Linked DNA regions of Homo sapiens: region 2 is linked to region 1. The links are chromatin contacts, found by Hi-C or POLR2A ChIA-PET in ENCODE. All regions are on one chromosome and are shown on one strand. The core of a region is the stretch at or near the end of the contact, and the rest is flanking DNA. Distances in the headings are between cores, read along the strand shown. Region 1 holds the start of YIF1A (Yip1 interacting factor homolog A, membrane trafficking protein). Region 2 holds the start of DPP3 (dipeptidyl peptidase 3).

Region 1 (3,699 bases), core at 391-2,890:
TATGGGCAGAAAATGAGCTGCAATACTGGTGGGTTAATTCATTTTTGTATGTGCGTGTGTTCAGGCAAAGAGCAACTCAAAGACCATTCAATTAAACATCCTTACCCACTTAAAGATTAGGTAATTGAGATGTGGACACAGGAAAGGACTGGTCCAGGGTTTTATCTATTTATTATGAATTTCTTGGACACAGATGTTTATTGGGTGTCTTCCATATGCAAGTATTGTGCTTGGCACTGGGAAGACAAGGGTGGAAGTGGAGAATGACAACAGGGCCTGTCCTCATGGAACTTACATGCAGGGCAAATTGGGTGCACCCAGAGGGGGCCTAGAACCCAACCTATGACCTCCACCCCTGACCGGGTCAGGTCTCTGTCCCCTTTGTCCCTCTGAGAGGCACGAGATGAACTAACTCTTAAAGATAACTAGGCTTATGGACAAGTGGATATGAGGGGGAAGGGCATCCCAGGTGGAGGGGACCTCTGGGCAATGGCACTGCAATCAGACCACGTGGGCTGAGTTTGGGGAGCAGGAAGGTCATCTGGTGTAACTGGATACCTGGTAGCTAATTAGAGAGGTCGCAGAGAACCTGCTCATGCTCTCTAGAAAGCGGTGGCTGAAGGTCTGTGAGAGGGAGGCCCCTGAAGACTGTCTCCGCGGGGTTGGGAGTGATCAGAACCTGGGTGGAGAGAAAGGAACCCCCGGGACTACAAGTGAGGCTTAGGGGCCTCACTTCAAGAAGACCACAGGCCCGGCGATGACTCAGGAGTTTAGGCTGCAGCTTCAGGACGCAAATCAGCACACCTCTGCCCCCAAATCTGCTGGACTACGGGAGAGTCTATGGGACAGGCCCGGGGCAGGATCCTGCCCCACCTATACCACCCAATCTCTCAGACTTCGGATCCTCTGGGCCCCAGTTTTGCAGTATGCGTGTATGTGTGCGTGCGGCCACGCGCTCGCTAGGAGCGTGTGGTTCGAGACCCCAAATCTTCCCATACGCAGGCCCCCGGGAGTCTACAGGATGGCGGCTGAGGCGGGAGGACATTTTCAGCACCGGACGACGGACAGCACCCGCGCGGAGAAGAGGAGTGGGAGGCGGGTGGAGTCAGCATCCTGGGGCTTGCTTGGCAGCTCTGTCACTGATAGGTCCGGCCTCCCACCACCACCTCCGGGTCTGCCGGGGCTCCGTTCCAAGATTGGGTGAAGTGTAGGTGACGGGGGAGGAAAACAAGCCCAGAGAGGGAGAAACAGGCGCCCCGAAGGGCAGGGCTTGGTTGGAACTCGACCGCCCCGTTCCCTCCTGGAGTACGTCCCACCAAGGAAGCTTTGCTCCTGACTCCGGCTGCAGGTTACCTCTCGACTCCCTGGTGTAGTCGTGGCAGGGTGCGTCAAGTGCCTCACCGCGCAGGCGCGCAAATAATTCTCGCCCACCTTCTTTCTTAACTCTTCTATTGGCTGTTCCCACCGTGAACTGGCAAGCCCGTGATCCAATCCCAGGCACCGCAAGTCGCTCCGCCTGTCCCTCACCCGGATGTTGCCTTCTGCCGAATCCGCTCAGGCCAGAGCTCGTCAGTGGCCAATTGGGAGAGGGGAGGGGCGAGCCGGCGCCGCCGAAGAGCCAATGGCAGGCGCGGGGGATGACGCCACGGACATGGTGGCCGAGACCGGCGGGGTGGGGGACGTGTCGCGCGGCCGGGTGGCCTCGGTCGGTACCCTGGGCGCGGAGCAGCTGCCTCATTAGTATTCGTACCCACGAGGCGGCGCAGCGGGCCCTCGGGGACAGCGAGCGTCGCGGCCATGGCTTATCACTCGGGCTACGGAGCCCACGGTGCGTGGGGCGCGGGCGGGGCGCGGCGCGGCCGGCGGGGGGAGAGTCGGCGGCGTGGCCCGCTCACCCCGAGGGAGATAGCGACTGGGACCGCCGCCCAGGGCGGGGGTGTCACTCGGGTTCCTGCCCCTCGTAACACTCCAACACGTCCCGGACTTCGCCCTCTCGGCCCAGTCCTGGGAATCCCATGCCGGAGTCGGGCAAAAACGGGGTCCGCCTCCTCCTCCAGAAACTCCTTTGACTGTTGTGAACCTGATGAGGTCCCTGATCACTGTCCAGGGCCTCCAGGTAGCCAGCTGTCGCCTCTCCCAGCTTTGTTCACGGAAGGATGCCCTCCCAGTTATTTTCACCTAGCACACTTCTACTCACTGTGGCTCAGTTCAGAGGTCACTTCCAGTGAGAGGCCTTCAGAAACCCCAAGTGGGCAACCAGTTCTAGGCGCTGCCTCAGCTCTTTCTTTGCCTACATTTAGCAACGGATTTCTCGCAAAGGATCCCTCATCACAGTTTTTTCTCAGTTAGCTCCCCCTCACCCAGCTTGGGGTCCCCTCACTGATCGGTGCCTCCAGGACCCGTGCAGGGCTGTCCAGCCAGGGAAGGGGCGGTGGTTTGGGCTCATGCTTGGTATTTCTGTCATCTACTCTGATACCTCCAAACCCACAGGCTCCAAGCACAGGGCCCGGGCAGCCCCGGATCCCCCTCCCCTCTTCGATGACACAAGCGGTGGTTATTCCAGCCAGCCCGGGGGATACCCAGCCACAGGAGCAGACGTGGCCTTCAGTGTCAACCACTTGCTTGGGGACCCAATGGCCAATGTGGCTATGGCCTATGGCAGCTCCATCGCATCCCATGGGAAGGACATGGTGCACAAGGAGGTGTGGCCTGCCCCCGGGGCACGGGTGGCAGAATTTTTGGCTAGGGCTGGGGCATCATGGGATTCCACCCGATTCCTCACAGTGCCCTCAGGGATGGAGCACACAGAGGGGCACCCTGAGGCCTGGGGTGCGGCTTGCCCACAGCTTCCTCTCTCCCCTCCCAGCTGCACCGTTTTGTGTCTGTGAGCAAACTCAAGTATTTTTTTGCTGTGGACACAGCCTACGTGGCCAAGAAGCTAGGGCTGCTGGTCTTCCCCTACACACACCAGGTGAGCTTCCTACCAAGGGAGCTGGTGGGCCTTCCTCATTCTGCCCGAGTCTGGCCCCCAGACCTCAACCCCCTTCTCTCCTCTTTTCTCTTCTTCCCCTCCTGATGTGGCCGCTGCTGCCACTGCCACTGCCAGAACTGGGAAGTGCAGTACAGTCGTGATGCTCCTCTGCCCCCCCGGCAAGACCTCAACGCCCCTGACCTCTATATCCCCAGTGAGTCTCCAACCTGGGCTGGGGAACGTGGTGGGGTGGGGTCGGGGGGGACTTGTGCCTTGAGGGATGAATGGGAAGAGAGGCGCAGCTACTGAGTCAGCATCTGTTCTTGGTGCTTTGTGTATGTGTGGCAGTTGCAAGACACCAGGCAGGCAGTGCAGGGTGACCAGTAAGGAGCTTCCTGAATGCGCCTTCAGTGTCCCCAGGACACCCTTTTGAGACCTTCCTGTTTCTTGATTTGGACTGTATCCCTCCCCAGCCTGGAGCTCTGGGTTTAGACCTGGCTTTGCAGACTCCAGCTATGGGATTTCAGGCTGGTTATTTGTACTTTTCAGTAAAACAGGACTAATGTAGTCCCTACCCCAAAGGACTGTTGGAGAGATTCAGCAAGGTGATGTTTGCTCAGCACCTCACCTGGCACACAGGAAGGACGTAGGAAACATTAACTCTTATCATCGTTATTGCTTGTCCTCCAAGGCGTGCTCTGTTATCCCTTCTTCCAAGAAGCCTTTCC
Region 2 (3,699 bases), core at 720-3,219, 190 kb before region 1:
GGAAGAGGCGGCTGAGCAGAGCATAGATGTAGGGGGCCTCAGGGGAGGTCTGAAGCAGCACAGCCAGGCCTCCGTACCAGGCGGCACGGGACAGGTGGTAGGCATAGAGGCGCTCTGTGGGTGACAGCAGGCGGAAGGCCTCACGGCAGTCCAGGCTAGACACGCCGATGTCATTGGGCAGGATGTACTGGGTGTCCGCCATGGGCCCTGCTGAGAACCATCACTGTCATCACAGCTGTTGTTTACCCCATACCAATTGCATACCTGGCTCTGAACTCTTATGATCTCATTTAATCCTCCCAAAAGCCCATGTGGAAGGGAATACTATTGTACCCATTCACCAGATATGCTAACTGAGGCTTAGAGAAGGTGAGATGACTCACCCAAGGGGTCACAAAATACACTGGTGGACCATATTTGGTCTGTAGTCCCTAAACCTTAAAGATTGACTCTAAGGTCAGGCATGGTGGCTCACACCTGTAATCCCAGCACTTTGGGAGGCCGAGGTGTGTGGATCACCTGAGGTCAAGAGTTCAAGACCAGCCTGACCAACATGGTGAAACCTCCTTTCTACTAAAAATACAAAAATTAGCCAGGCTTGGTGCCAGGCACCTGTAATCTCAGCTACTGGGAAGGCTGAGGCAGGAGAATCACTTGAACCCAGGAGGTGGAGGCTGCAGTGAGCTGAGACCGCACCATTGCACTCCAGCCTGGGCAACAGAGTGAGACTCCACCTCAAAAAAAAAAAAATTGATTGACTCTAACTACCTAGTATTACAGATGGGGAAACTGAGGTTCAGAGAGGCTAAGAGCCTTGCCTAATCCCACAATGGAGACATCAGCAGCAGAGATCCTCATCTCTAGGCTCCCAGCCCAGGCCCCTCCCTGCTTCCTTGTTCAGTATTATTTTTTTAAGACGGAGTCTCACTTAGTTGCCCAGGCTGGAGTGCAGTGGCATGATCTTGACTCACTGCAACCTCCGCCTCCCGGGTTCAAGCGATTCTCCTGCCTCAGCCTCCAAAGTAGTTGGGACTACAGGCGTGCATCACCATGCCCAGCTAATTTTTTGTATTTTTGATAGAGACGGGGTCTCGCTATTTTGTCCAGGCTGGTCTCGAACTCCTGGCCTCAAGCGATCTGCTTGCCTTGGCCTCCCAAAGTGCTGGGATTACAGGCGTGAGCCACCGCGCCTGGCCTTTGTTCAGAATTCTTTACACTTTCCACTGTGCTCACAAGGATAAAGTGCCAGGCCGCCAGCTGGAAGGCTCAGCCTTTAGCCAGGACTCGGCCCCAGACTCCTAAAAGTCAAGTCCATTGCTTCACTTTTCTGTACCTCCGTTTCCTCCTCTATAAAAGAGAGAATAACCCCAATATTACCAGGTGGGTGCGCTAATCAGATGAAGTCGCCCTGGACGGAAAGTATCCACAGCAATAAATGATTTTGCTTGAAACTGTCCCATTCTCATCCCTCTAAATGCCTTTTCCTTGGCCCTCCATTCTCCTGCTCGCTCCCTGTGCTCCACCAGGGAAGCCACAGAAGTTCACAACCAGAAGAAAGCCCATTTTACAGATAGGGAAACTGAGGCTTGGAAAGGGCAACAATTTACTGAAGGTCTGACAGCCCCGTTGGAACCCGGGGATTCCCCAACCCGGGGCATTCTCCCCGCCACGCCCCGTCCCGGCTGGGACAGAGTGTCCAGCCTCCTCGCCCTGCCCCGGCCTCCAGAAGCCCCGCCCCAATAGCACAGCCTCGAGGTTCGGAAAGGGCTGTTAACTCTTTGCTCCCCGGAGCACTCCTTGGCCTCGAGGGCGGGGTGAATTTGGAGGGGGTACTGGAGAGTGGGCAGAAAGGGAACGATTTTGCGCTCAGTATGGATTCGCCTTGGTCCCCCGGGATGACACGCTTTGACCCCAAAAGCCCAGGCGCCGCGCCTCACCTGCAGCAGCTGCTCCGTTCGCAAACTCACTTCCTGCTTCCGGCTCCCCCATTCATTGGGGCTCTGCGAACCCCGCCCCCCTTGGCCAACTGCCTGGCCTCGGGGTCCGGATGGGCGTCAGTACCAGCCAATAGACGCGCCAAGACGAGCTTCTCGGCTCGCCCGCTCCCGCCCCCAGGCGCTACGGGGTGGCGCGCGGATTGGCCCTGCGGGCTCGGCCTTTTGTCAGCAGGCCGCACACGCGCCGGACCGGGTACCGCTGTGCCCGGCCTGGCCGCGGCCTAGTCCCGGCAGACGGGACTGACGAGGTCACCAAGCCCAGGCCGAGACGGCGCGGGTGTCAGGGACTTGGGAATCCCCCTCCCCCAGTCCCGATCCCGCTTTCCTTTGGGGTTTCACCTCAGAGGACCCGACAGCACTCTTGCAGGTGGGAACCTACACAATAGGAGTAATGTGGCTCCACCTTCCTCTCGGGACTCGGGACCTGGGGGTGGAGACTTGGAAGTTGCAAAGCTCTCGGTGCCGGGAATCGGGGCTACGGTTGAGTGGGATCGGGCCAGGGCTGAGGTGGTCCCACCCGTGTAGGGGCGCGGAGAAACGCCTCGACTGCTTCACTGTACCACCACCCACCCGCCACGGGCCTGGAAGGAGCCGCTAAACATTCCCGAGCCTCAGTTTCCTTAGCACAAACAGGCTGGTAGTTTCCTGGTGCTTGCCAGATGCCTGATGGATGAGAAAGCCTCCTGCGGCCCCGAAAGGGAGTCCAGAGCAGAGGCGGGCCCGCGGTCCACTTTTACAGGTCTGGACGGACTCACGGGACCACGGTCTGGGTGGGGCATGCGGAAGGGCCTAGGCCAAATGGGGAGTAGTGGTGAGGGCCCAGGGTCAGACTGGGGGGTGGAGTGAGGTTGTCTGGGAGTCTTGGCTTTATGAACCGGAAAACCAGGCTAATAATTGAATCCAATCCAAGGGATATTGTAAGTTGTGATGTGTTGACTGCAGTGCCGCTCCCTATAGTTGCGCAGGGTGAGGGGCGTTTGGGTACTGAAATCCCGCACGGTCTCCTTGCTACGCCCGTGTCTAGGCCAGACAGCCTCTGCTTACCATAGACACCAGTTTCTCATCCACAAAGGTGCCCAAGGCCCTGCTTGACACAACAGTGTTACAAGCTGTTAGCTTTGATGATTACTTGTTATATGGGGGAGTTCAACAAGTTGGTCGGTGTCCTTAGGAAAGTCACCCCTCTTCTTTCCTGTGCCTCCGTTTTCATTGTCTTTAAAATGGGTATAAAGTTGGCTGACAGGTGAAGTTGAAATGTGCACAGGTAAGGGAGGTAGTGCTGCCCACTGCCAGCAGGGGGCAGCTCAGGCAAGGAAAAGACCCCAGTGCTCTCAGGACCCCCCAACCAGCTACGTGATCACATTTTTATGATCACAGATAAGATGAGCATATACTGAGGTCCCTTGCTAGCAGTTTGGCATGGAGGACCTCATTTAATTCTTGCAAAAATCCTGAGGTATGATCACTTTACCCATTGTACAGATAGGGAAACTGAGGCTAAGAGGTTCGCCGACTCCTATAACACCACACAGTTCAGATATCCCTGGCCCCAACATAGAGATACACACACACAGTCACTCACATGGAGCAGTCTATCACTGGAGTCATAACTCCCCAGCCTTGGCTCTTCCCCATGGGAATGCAAAAGGGGTCGGTGAGGAGCAACAGTTACGAATCAACTGTGTTACAGGTGCTCTCTGTA

Evidence for each region. A loop is a pair of places that touch in the nucleus more often than their neighbours do. ChIA-PET counts read pairs that join two places held with the same protein, here RNA polymerase II (POLR2A). Pooled maps may share reads with other maps.
Region 2: a pooled map shows a loop between it and region 1 (13-fold over the local background). The contact joins the promoter of DPP3 here to the promoter of YIF1A in region 1. A Hi-C loop is called at or near these places in 1 of 168 maps with a recorded cell type or tissue (posterior vena cava), 2 of 37 single-sample maps with no recorded cell type and 14 of 50 pooled maps. POLR2A ChIA-PET finds 5 or more read pairs at or near these places in 7 of 52 experiments (CD4-positive, alpha-beta T cell, GM10248, HEK293 and 4 more).

The regions. Positions count from the first base shown.
Region 1 is chr11:66,287,084-66,290,782 of GRCh38, reverse strand. YIF1A (Yip1 interacting factor homolog A, membrane trafficking protein) reads left to right here and starts at 1,640. Exons shown (of 8, transcript NM_020470.3): 1 at 1,640-1,828; 2 at 2,491-2,702; 3 at 2,867-2,971; 4 at 3,107-3,185. The coding sequence starts at 1,798. RefSeq lists enhancers at 1,324-1,463, 1,331-1,625 and a silencer at 1,564-2,023.
Region 2 is chr11:66,478,704-66,482,402 of GRCh38, reverse strand. It overlaps DPP3 (dipeptidyl peptidase 3), which reads right to left and starts at 1,969. Exons shown (of 18, transcript NM_130443.4): 1 at 1,938-1,969; 2 at 1-210. The coding sequence starts at 202. It overlaps DPP3-DT (DPP3 divergent transcript), which reads left to right and starts at 2,154. Exons shown (of 4, transcript NR_120586.1): 1 at 2,154-2,364. RefSeq lists enhancers at 1,830-1,999, 2,576-3,143 and a silencer at 2,140-2,189.